2 separate regions of the Homo sapiens genome follow, and region 1 is linked to region 2. Evidence: chromatin contacts called from ENCODE Hi-C or POLR2A ChIA-PET data. All regions are on one chromosome and are shown on one strand. The core of a region is the stretch at or near the end of the contact, and the rest is flanking DNA. Distances in the headings are between cores, read along the strand shown. Region 1 holds the start of CCDC136 (coiled-coil domain containing 136). Region 2 holds the start of METTL2B (methyltransferase 2B, tRNA N3-cytidine).

Region 1 (4,418 bases), core at 603-3,102, 320 kb before region 2:
GTCAACATGGTGAAACCCCTTCTCTACTAAAAATACAAAAAAATTAGCTGGGCGTGGTAGTACACGCCTGTAATCCCAGCTACTTGGGAGGCTAAGGCAGGAGAATCGCTTGAACCTGGGAACTGGAGGTTGCAGTGAGGCGAGATCGAGCCACTGGCACTCCAGCCTGGGCAACAGAGTGAGTCTCCGTCTCAAACAAACAAACAAACAAAAACAACCAAACAAAAACTATCCAGGTGGCTTGTGAAAAATCAGCCTTTCCATAATAAGAAAACATTGCCCGTCAGCAGGTAGAGAAAGAAAATATCTGATTGTAGAGGTTTCATTGGACAAACTCGGGCGCCCTTTCAAATGTATATTATTAAATACCTGTTTGAAATTTTCTACAAGGTCCACCTTGTTTTTCCCTGCTGCATGTCACAAGGTCTCCTCTCCCCTAGCTGAGCCATATGAGGCCCCTCCTACTCTGCTGACCACAAAGTAGATTTCAGGGGAAGTTTTAGGCTGTACTTGTGTGTAAAAGAAAGCCTACCATTTTAATGCATTAAAAAAACTGGGGTTTGGTGCTGGCCCCCAGCCTCTGGTTGTGAGCACCCGCTCCTTTACTGCAACGCAGTCCCTATAAATAGCAAAATGTTGTCTGGATGGTGATTGTTTGCTTTGTTTTAAAATTCTGAATCTCTGGTCTTACTTTATCTAATATCAGCAGCCTTAGGTTCAACTGGGACCCTTCGTGCCATCTGTCCCCCTTAGGGGGAGCAGGTTTGCCCATACTGAATGTGCAACGTGCAACACTTCACAGGAAGTACTGGCAAATGGACCAGCGTCCTTCCAGGGGCCTGGTGTTGGCAGCAACTGCCAAGTCACATGGGTGTGGTGGGGATACACGTGTGTTGGGAGGATGGCCTCACGCGCCCCCTCCTAGGCTCTCTCTTTCAGGCAATAAGGTATCCTAAAGAACCAAAGCCACAGGCTTCCATTCGAAGTTAATGTTGGTGGCCCCAGAAAGACAATTCACATGCCCAGTTCCTTGCTTTTTAAAATAAGAGACAGCTTGGGATCTGGGTCGGCAGGCAGTGAGGACAAACCCCCTGCTGAAAGGCTGCTTCAAAGCTCTGTCCAACAAGGCCTCTTTCTCTGTCTGGCAGCTCCCTCGGGACACATAACCTGGTTAGCTGGGGGGTGATTGGGGTCCCGAAGGGATGCATCCTGAACTTCTGTCAAAGCCTGAGCCCTGGGAAGGGCTGGAGCTCTGAGCTGCAGGAAGAGGGGCTAAGATGAACTGAGGGAAGGGCTGTGTCCTGGCTCAGAGGCCTGGGGGTCAGAGGGAGGAAAGAAGGGAATTAAGGGAGGAGGGGAGGGGAAAGAAAGAAGCCTTTTGGGAAAACTCACCCTCCATAGCTTGCATCCCCCGTCGTTCCAGGGACCCCCAGCGTTGGCCCTTCTTCCTCTCACAGCCCTCGGAAGCCTCATAGGAGCCTAGAGTGGTCACTGTGGGTCCTGAGAGCAGGGAGAAAGGAGGGGCTGGGGGGTGGGGGGCTGGCTGCGGGCTGGGGTGCAGAGGAAAGAAGGGGACATGTCTTCCAGCTCCTCGAGGCTCTGGGATCTGTAATCCCAGTGGAGGTGCCTGACTCACTCTGGCGGCTCTGCGACTCCTCTCTCTCGGCCACCTCTCAGCCCTGCCTCCCAGCCTCCTCAGAACCCGCTGTTCCAGGACCCTCTTGCTTGCACAGAAAGAAAGAGGGGGTGTGCGTATTTAGTCCGGGGGGACAGGGAGGAGAGGGCCAAGACTGAAAGAGGGCGGGAGCCAGTGAAGAAGAGGCTGAAAGGCTGAGGTGGCCTACAGATGGAGGGAGGGAGGAGTGGGGGGCGTGCGGGAAGGGGTAGGGCTGCGACCGCTCCCCTCCCCTCTCCTCCCATTCTCTCGCTGGACCTTGCCCACCCCACCCTCGCCCCGCGCTCAGGAGTCTCCGGGGCTGCAGGAGGTGTAGGGTCTGCAGTCCCGAAGGCTGGAAGCACCGTCGGACTGAAGTGGAGAGACGCGCTGGGGAGGGACCACCAGGCAGGATGCGGCCGGTGCGCGGAAGCCTCAGTCCCAGGCCGGAAGGATGGAGACCGGGCCCCGGTGGAGGCCAGGATGGAGGGAGGAAGACTTTGGGCGGAGAAAGGGGAGCCGCGGAGGCCGGGAGCACCTGGGGGTCTGGAAGGAGGAGGGATGGAGGAGAGAAAGGAGGGGCGGTAGACAGGTGACGGAGGGGCGGCTCTGACCTGGGCCCGGGCAGCTCCAGCCCGCGGCTCCCGCGCCGGCTCCGGCGCCCGCCTCCATGACCGCTCCCGCCGCCGCCTTCCGCCTCCCTGAGCAGAAGCCGCAGCCGCGAGCCCGGGGACCCGAGCCGGGTGCGCAGGGAGGGAGGGAGGGCGGACGAGGGGGCGGGGCCTGGCCGGGCCTCCTGACACCGCCCCCCGCCGCTCGCCGCCGCCCGGAAGCCCTCCCAGCACTCGGGAGCTCCGAGCCCGTGCAGGGGGCGGCGCGGGAGGGTGAGCGCGACCCCGGATACGCCCCAAGGCTCTCCCCTAGAGAGCGCGGGGAGCCGCGGGGCCCGGACAGCGTCAGGAGCTCCTAGGCTTATGGCTGCCCCAAGAGGGAGGAGCGAGATCCCCTGGTTCTGGCGGCGGGTCCCCCCGGGGTCTGCTGTGCCCAGGGACCCTTCTGCACCAGGTGTCAGGGCCCGGTCATGCTCAGCAATGGGGACGGCAAAGGACGAGGTGGGACTGTTTCCTCCAAAAGCGCAGACACGCGCGCCCCTCCTTCCCTCCCTCCCCCGCCCGGCCGGCGCCCCCACCTAGCAGTCCGCGCTGACTCCGGCCCCAGGCCCTGCCCACCCCTGCCCGGTGGCCCCTCGGCAGCCTGGGGGCCGGAGGAGGGAAGTCGAGGCCCGGATGGGCGAACGGCAGGGCCCTGACCTCTCCGCTTTCCGCGACCCCCCACCGAGCCAGGGCCAAGGACCCTCTTAGGAGGAGCCCTCCGGTGGCCCCATCAAGCCTCAGGGCCGGAAGACCCCCTCTCCTCCGCCCTGTCTTCCCTTCCGGTCCCACACCCGGTGGGCTGCGAGCCACGCCCCCACAGTAGCCCGCTCAGAGTGGGCACGACTGATGTTCACTCTCGTGGAAGGGAGATTTGGAAGCCCAGGGGGCTTATTTCACGTCTTCAACCATTCGTTTATTCAGGCTATGACTACTGGGTGCCGGCTCTTGAAGAGGCAGTTCTCACATCTCGGCAGGTCTCGGCAAGGATAGAAGTGGGCACAGTTGGGAACAGGGGCTCCCCAGCACATCCAGGAAATGGCTGGAAGATTCCTAAGCCAGGGACACACGCGGATCCCCTCTCTGGCACATCCACTCACAGGTCGAGGGCTAGTATTGTCTGCGTTCCCCCCGCTGCAGGAAAGGGATCCGGATCCAGACCGCAACAGAGGGTTCTTGAATCTCACGCAAGAAAGAATTCAGGGAGGTCCATAGGATAAACTAAAAGCAAGTTTATTAGGAAAGTAAAGGAATAAAGAATGGCTACTCCATAGACAGAGCAGCCCCAAGGGCTGCTTTTTTTGGTTATTTCTTGATGATATGCTAAACAAGGGGTGGTTTATTCCTGACACCCCCTTTCAGACAATGTAGGGTAACTTTCTGATGTTGCCATGGCATTTGTAAACTGTCATGGCACTGGTGGGAGTGTAACAGTGTGAGGATTACTAGAGGTCACTCTCACTGCCATCTTGGTTTTAGTGGGTTTTGGCCGGCTTCTTTACTGCAAGGTGTTTTATCAGCAAGGTCTTTATGACCTGTGTCTTGTGCCAACCTCCTATCTCATCCTGTGACTTAGAATTCCTTAAACGTCTGGGAATGCAGCCCAGTAGGTCTCAGCCTCATTTTACCCAGCTTCTATTCAAGATGGAGTTGCTCTGGCTCAAATGTCTCTGACATCCCACAGGCTCCCACGTCCACAAGCCATCCCTGTTCCACGGGAAGGAAGCCCTTCTTTGCCTGGACTTCCCCCTCCTTTTCAGCTGGGGGTCACCTCCAGGTGGCCTTCTCTGACTGGCACCCCATCCCTGCCCCACTAGGCGCTTTTGTGGTGCTCGCCCCTATTTGTCTGTAACAGCACCAGGCCCTCCGGGTTGTCCGGGCTCTGCCCAGTTTCCTGAAGGTTAGGGGGATCTTAGTTATCTTTGTATTTCCAGCATCTGACAGAGTTTCTGACACAGGATAAATGAGTTAAAGGTCAATCTCCCAGCTACCCAGTTAATGCCCTGTCTTATCATTTAACATGATTTCATATTTGTGGTGTTAAATGTTGCCTATTAATGATGATGTTGCCCATAAGTCTCTCTCCCTCCCCCAACTCCTTGCTCCTTTTTTCT
Region 2 (4,479 bases), core at 476-2,975:
TTGAGACCATCCTGGCCAGCATGGTGAAACCCCATCTGTACCAAAATACAAAAAATTAGCCAGGCATGGTGGTGCACACCTGTAGTCCCAGCTACTCGGGAGGCTGAGGCAGGGGAATCGCTTCAACCAGGGAGGAGGAGATTGCAGTGAGCTGAGATCGCGCCACTGCACTCCAGCCTGGTGACAGAGCGAGACTCCGCCTCCAAAAAAAAAAAAAAAAGTATGGACAGTTTAAATGAAGGCTGTTTTTAAGGTGATCATGACAGTCCCAGATTTCAGTTTACTGCTCTTGCCAGTTCAGGGGGCCTTGACTAGTGTAGTAGAAAGAATAAAAACCTAACAAATTGAGCAGGACGGTGACAATGGAAGTTGGAATCCACTAAGAAGTGTGTTAACAACTCACAACTCACCTGCTGAATCAACCAAGACTCCCTAAGAAACAGGATTTTAGTTCCACTACTGCTACTACTGACTGCTTACCTCTGGGAAAAGCACTTAATGTCCTGTGGTCCAAGTGTCTTTAACTATAAAAAGAGAATATTGAACCACATGATTTTCAAAATCCCTTTTAACTATTAACTTGCTTTGATCTAGTTGCTGTCAGACTATGCAGGGTGAATGTTTTGTAACTGGAACCTTTTTGTTGTACAGAACTCTTTCAGCAGGTACTAAATTTGTAGTGCTATCTTCAATTGTCTGGAACAATCAGTCCTAGTTTTACTATCTAGGGATATTTTGCAGTGAAATCATCAACCTCTCAAGCAGGGGCCTCCTTTTCTTTGGCCAGACTTATCTCCACTCTGCTGCATCCACCTTTCCTTGACTGAAGCCCTAAATTCTCATAACCATCACACAAGTAATAGACACACAGTCACCAGTCATTAGCCCCCCTCCCAACAATATTTAGAATCTAATCACTTAAATGAAGCTTCAATGGAAACATCTCCTCATGGAAAATGCAAATCATGTAAAAAGTACAGGTTCTAAGATGATCGCGTGACCACACAGTTGTCATTGGCTAGCCATATCAACGTGGATCTACTCAACATAATTAAAGACAAAATTACCCTCCTCCAAAGTAAAACTATATATTAAAAAAACCCTCTACGACTTAAGATTTTGTTACAATGCAGCCCTTTTCCCTCCTTGCTCATCCCCTCCCTGTCCTGCTCTACTCCTGAGATCCGCATCAGGCCAGGAATAAAGGATGTGGGCGGCCGCGGTTCCCTGGCCTCTCCGGGAGGGCGCGTTCGGCAGTACGCTGGCTGTTGATACCAACGAGAGCCCATTTAAGCGCACCTTGTTTCTCCTGGCACACCCGCTGGATACTGTTCTCCTGGACTTTTCTCTCCGCCGCCGCGGCTTGCTCTTCCGACCACTCCACATTGTCCCTGAGAAAATCAAACGGGCAGCTTAGGGGCTTCACGTCCTGGCTGCGAGCAGGGTGAGTCGCTGGCCTAGGAGTTTCTCTCCCCTTGGAGAGTGCCTCGGGTAGGGCAGCTTGACTCGTGGCCGGCGGTCAGGGGCTTTTCGGAATGCTCCGAGGCGGCGGGACAGACGGCCAGCGACAGGCCGGGCGAGGGGGCAGGGTGATTACCAGGCATTGTGGTGGAAGACGCGCGCCGGATCGCTCAGGAACCGGCTTCCGAACTGCTGCCTCTTATCGGCGAGGATTGCAGGTGCACCTTCAGGGTAGGAGCCGGCCATGACACCGGAGCCGGAAACACTTCACTTTCCGTAACGCGAGAACTTCCTGCGGGCCACGCCCTCTTTCAGAAGACGTGGAGTCTGGGCGGGAAAAAGGGTGGCGGGACAGGGCGGTCCTGGAGTCTGGTCCGGGTGGCGCTCGGGAGCTGTCGTTTGGGGCTTTCCCAGGGTTGGCGAAGGGCTCTCTAGGGAAGGGGACCAGGCAGGGGGAAATTCTCCCCGGAGGAGTCGTATCTCATTGATGAGGTGCTGATGGACGTGCAGGTTAGGCAGAAAGTGGGAGACATTCCACTTGAGGCCCAGTTCATTGCTGGGATCCTCTTAACAGGTTCCCCAGCTTCCCTCAAGTTGTAAAACAGGAATAATCTTGAATCATTATAAGAGTTGAGGCTACCTAGTTCCACTGCGGAGCCGATGTCCAGAACTGAAGAAGGTAGCAAGCAGCGGAAAGAAACAGGGCAATTTCCAGCTTCTATAGTCAGCTCTTCATAGTGTGGGTGTATATGTATACACAGTGTGTATATATATTTTGGTTGGGGTGGGGGAGATGGATATATGAAATTAGAGAACACGAGGCTTAGCAAATCAAATGGAATATCCAAGGACAATTTTTTTTTAATTATAACCATCTAACCTTTTTGAATCATCCATATTATATTTATTATAATTATCCTTATTAGCACAATTAAGATTGTAATACACACATACAGTTTGTCATAGTAATACATTTCAGCCTTACATTTCTATTTCTAGATCTAATACAAATAGACTCTCAAAAGAATCTAGAAGAAAGTATGTTATAGACATAAGGTTATTTGAGAAGACTTCCAAGAGAAGCATGATGAATACCACTTGGAAAAGAAGGAAAGGGCAGAGACCAAACAAGGACCAGCCCAATATCTCTTGGACTTTATTTAATGTCATAATGTCAGAATAAAGGGAAAGATGAATTTTTTTAAAAAAGGAAAGGGTTAGTGCAGTGCTAGACATAGCACATTGGTAATTAGTACTTTTTTTTTTTTTTTTTTGAGACGGAGTCTTGCTCTGTTTCCCAGGCTGGAGTGCAGTAGCTGGATCTCAGCTCGTTATAACCTCCATGTCCTGGGCTCAGGTGATTCTCCTGCCTCAGCCTCCTGAGTAGCCGGGATTACAGGTGCGCGCTACCACACTCGGCTAATTTTTGTATTTTTAGTAGAGATGGGGTTTCACCATGTTGCCTGGGCTGGTCCTGAACTCCTGACCTCAAATGATCTGCCCACCTCGGTCTCCCAAAGTGTTGGGATTACAGGTGTGAGCCACCGTGCCCAGCCAGTAATTGTTTATTCCATTGTAAATTCTTTCTGTAGGTAAAACTACAGGGAGCAATGAATGATTCTATACTTTTCCTCCAAAGAAATGGGAACAAGCTCTAAGCCTCTCTAATCAGGAAGAAAAATACACAAGTTAATCAAAAAGATAGTAAAGAAGTTGTACTTCATTTGAAGACAATATGCTTTTGCCATTCTTGTGGTCTTTGGAAACATTTTGAACACAAGCTCCATACCCAGAAACAAGTACAAGGAATTTTTATCTTTTCTCAAGGCCAGCTGTTTGCAGATATGGTGGTTGATTTACATTTATTTCTGGCATCTTGTTTTCTCATCTGTGGGCTTTTATTCTCCCCTCACTAAAAGCTGTTAGTGTTCCCAATCAACAGTCCCACTGGATATTTTCTTGCAGACAGCTCATTGTCTTCACTTGAATTTACTATATTAGTTCCAATGGAGACATTTTAAATGTCAAACAGCTTTGGCCTTTTTTCTATGAAATGTGCTAAAGTATCCTAAACTTAATTTTATTTTTTATTTTTATTTATTTATTTATTTATTTATTTTTGAGACGGAGTCTCGCACTGTCTCCCAGGCTGGAGTGTAGTGGCGTGATCTCGGCTCACTGCAAGCTCCCTACTTCCCGGGTTCACGCCATTCTCCTGCCTCAGCCTCCCGAGTAGCTGGGACTACAGGCACCCGCCACCATGCCCGGCTAATTTTTTGTATTTTTAGTAGAGATGGGTTTTCACCATGTTGGCCAGGATGGTCTCAATCTCCTGACCTCATGATCCGCCCACCTTGGCCTCCCAAAGTGCTGGGATTACAGGAGTGAGCCACCGCGCCCGGCCTAAACTTAATTTTATACAATTATATTTGATTGGCCTGTAAAACCTATTTTTCGAAGCACCTAAAATAATTTTGCATAAGTTTGACATGGCTGTGAGTTCTCTGGTGTCAGACTTTATACTGGATTGTAGCTTCAGAAACGCCACGTTTCAGAGGAACTAAGGGTCCCTCTGGTGGTAAGTAAGGAGAACTCTTATAGCTCAGTGGGTGGCATGGGTTTAATGCTTGTAAAGGTTAAAAACTCTCATTCTGGATTATTGCCTTAGGTTGTTAGCCAAGGACAAGGGTAGTTAATTGTTTTTTTTGTTTTTTTTTTGTTTTTTGGTTTTTGTTTTTTGAGACGAAGTCTTGCTCTGTCGCCCAGGCTGGAGTGCAGTGGCATGATCTCGGTTCACTGCAAGCTCCACCTCCCGGGCTCAAGCCAGTCTCCTGCTTCAGCCTCCAGAGTAGCTGAGATTACAGGCCACCGCCACCACACCCGACTAATTTTTGTATTTTAGTAGAGACGGGTTTCACAATGTTGGCCAGGCTGGTCTTGAACTCCTGACCTCAAATGATCCGCCTGCCTCAGCCTCCCAAAGTGCTGGGATTACAGGCATTAGCCACCCCACCCGGC

The links. Hi-C counts contacts between places; a loop is a spot of excess contacts on that map. ChIA-PET counts read pairs that join two places held with the same protein, here RNA polymerase II (POLR2A). Pooled maps may share reads with other maps.
Region 1: a map with no recorded cell type shows a loop between it and region 2 (11-fold over the local background). The contact joins the promoter of CCDC136 here to the promoter of METTL2B in region 2. A Hi-C loop is called at or near these places in 1 of 37 single-sample maps with no recorded cell type and 7 of 50 pooled maps. POLR2A ChIA-PET finds 5 or more read pairs at or near these places in 1 of 52 experiments (activated CD4-positive, alpha-beta T cell).

What each region holds. Positions count from the first base shown.
Region 1 is chr7:128,789,402-128,793,819 of GRCh38, reverse strand. CCDC136 (coiled-coil domain containing 136) reads right to left here and starts at 1,852. Exons shown (of 18, transcript NM_022742.5): 1 at 1,393-1,852. The coding sequence starts at 1,408. RefSeq lists silencers at 2,469-2,737, 2,276-2,745.
Region 2 is chr7:128,473,994-128,478,472 of GRCh38, reverse strand. METTL2B (methyltransferase 2B, tRNA N3-cytidine) reads right to left here and starts at 1,725. Exons shown (of 9, transcript NM_018396.3): 1 at 1,598-1,725; 2 at 1,300-1,391. The coding sequence starts at 1,707. RefSeq lists enhancers at 1,449-1,618, 1,839-1,888.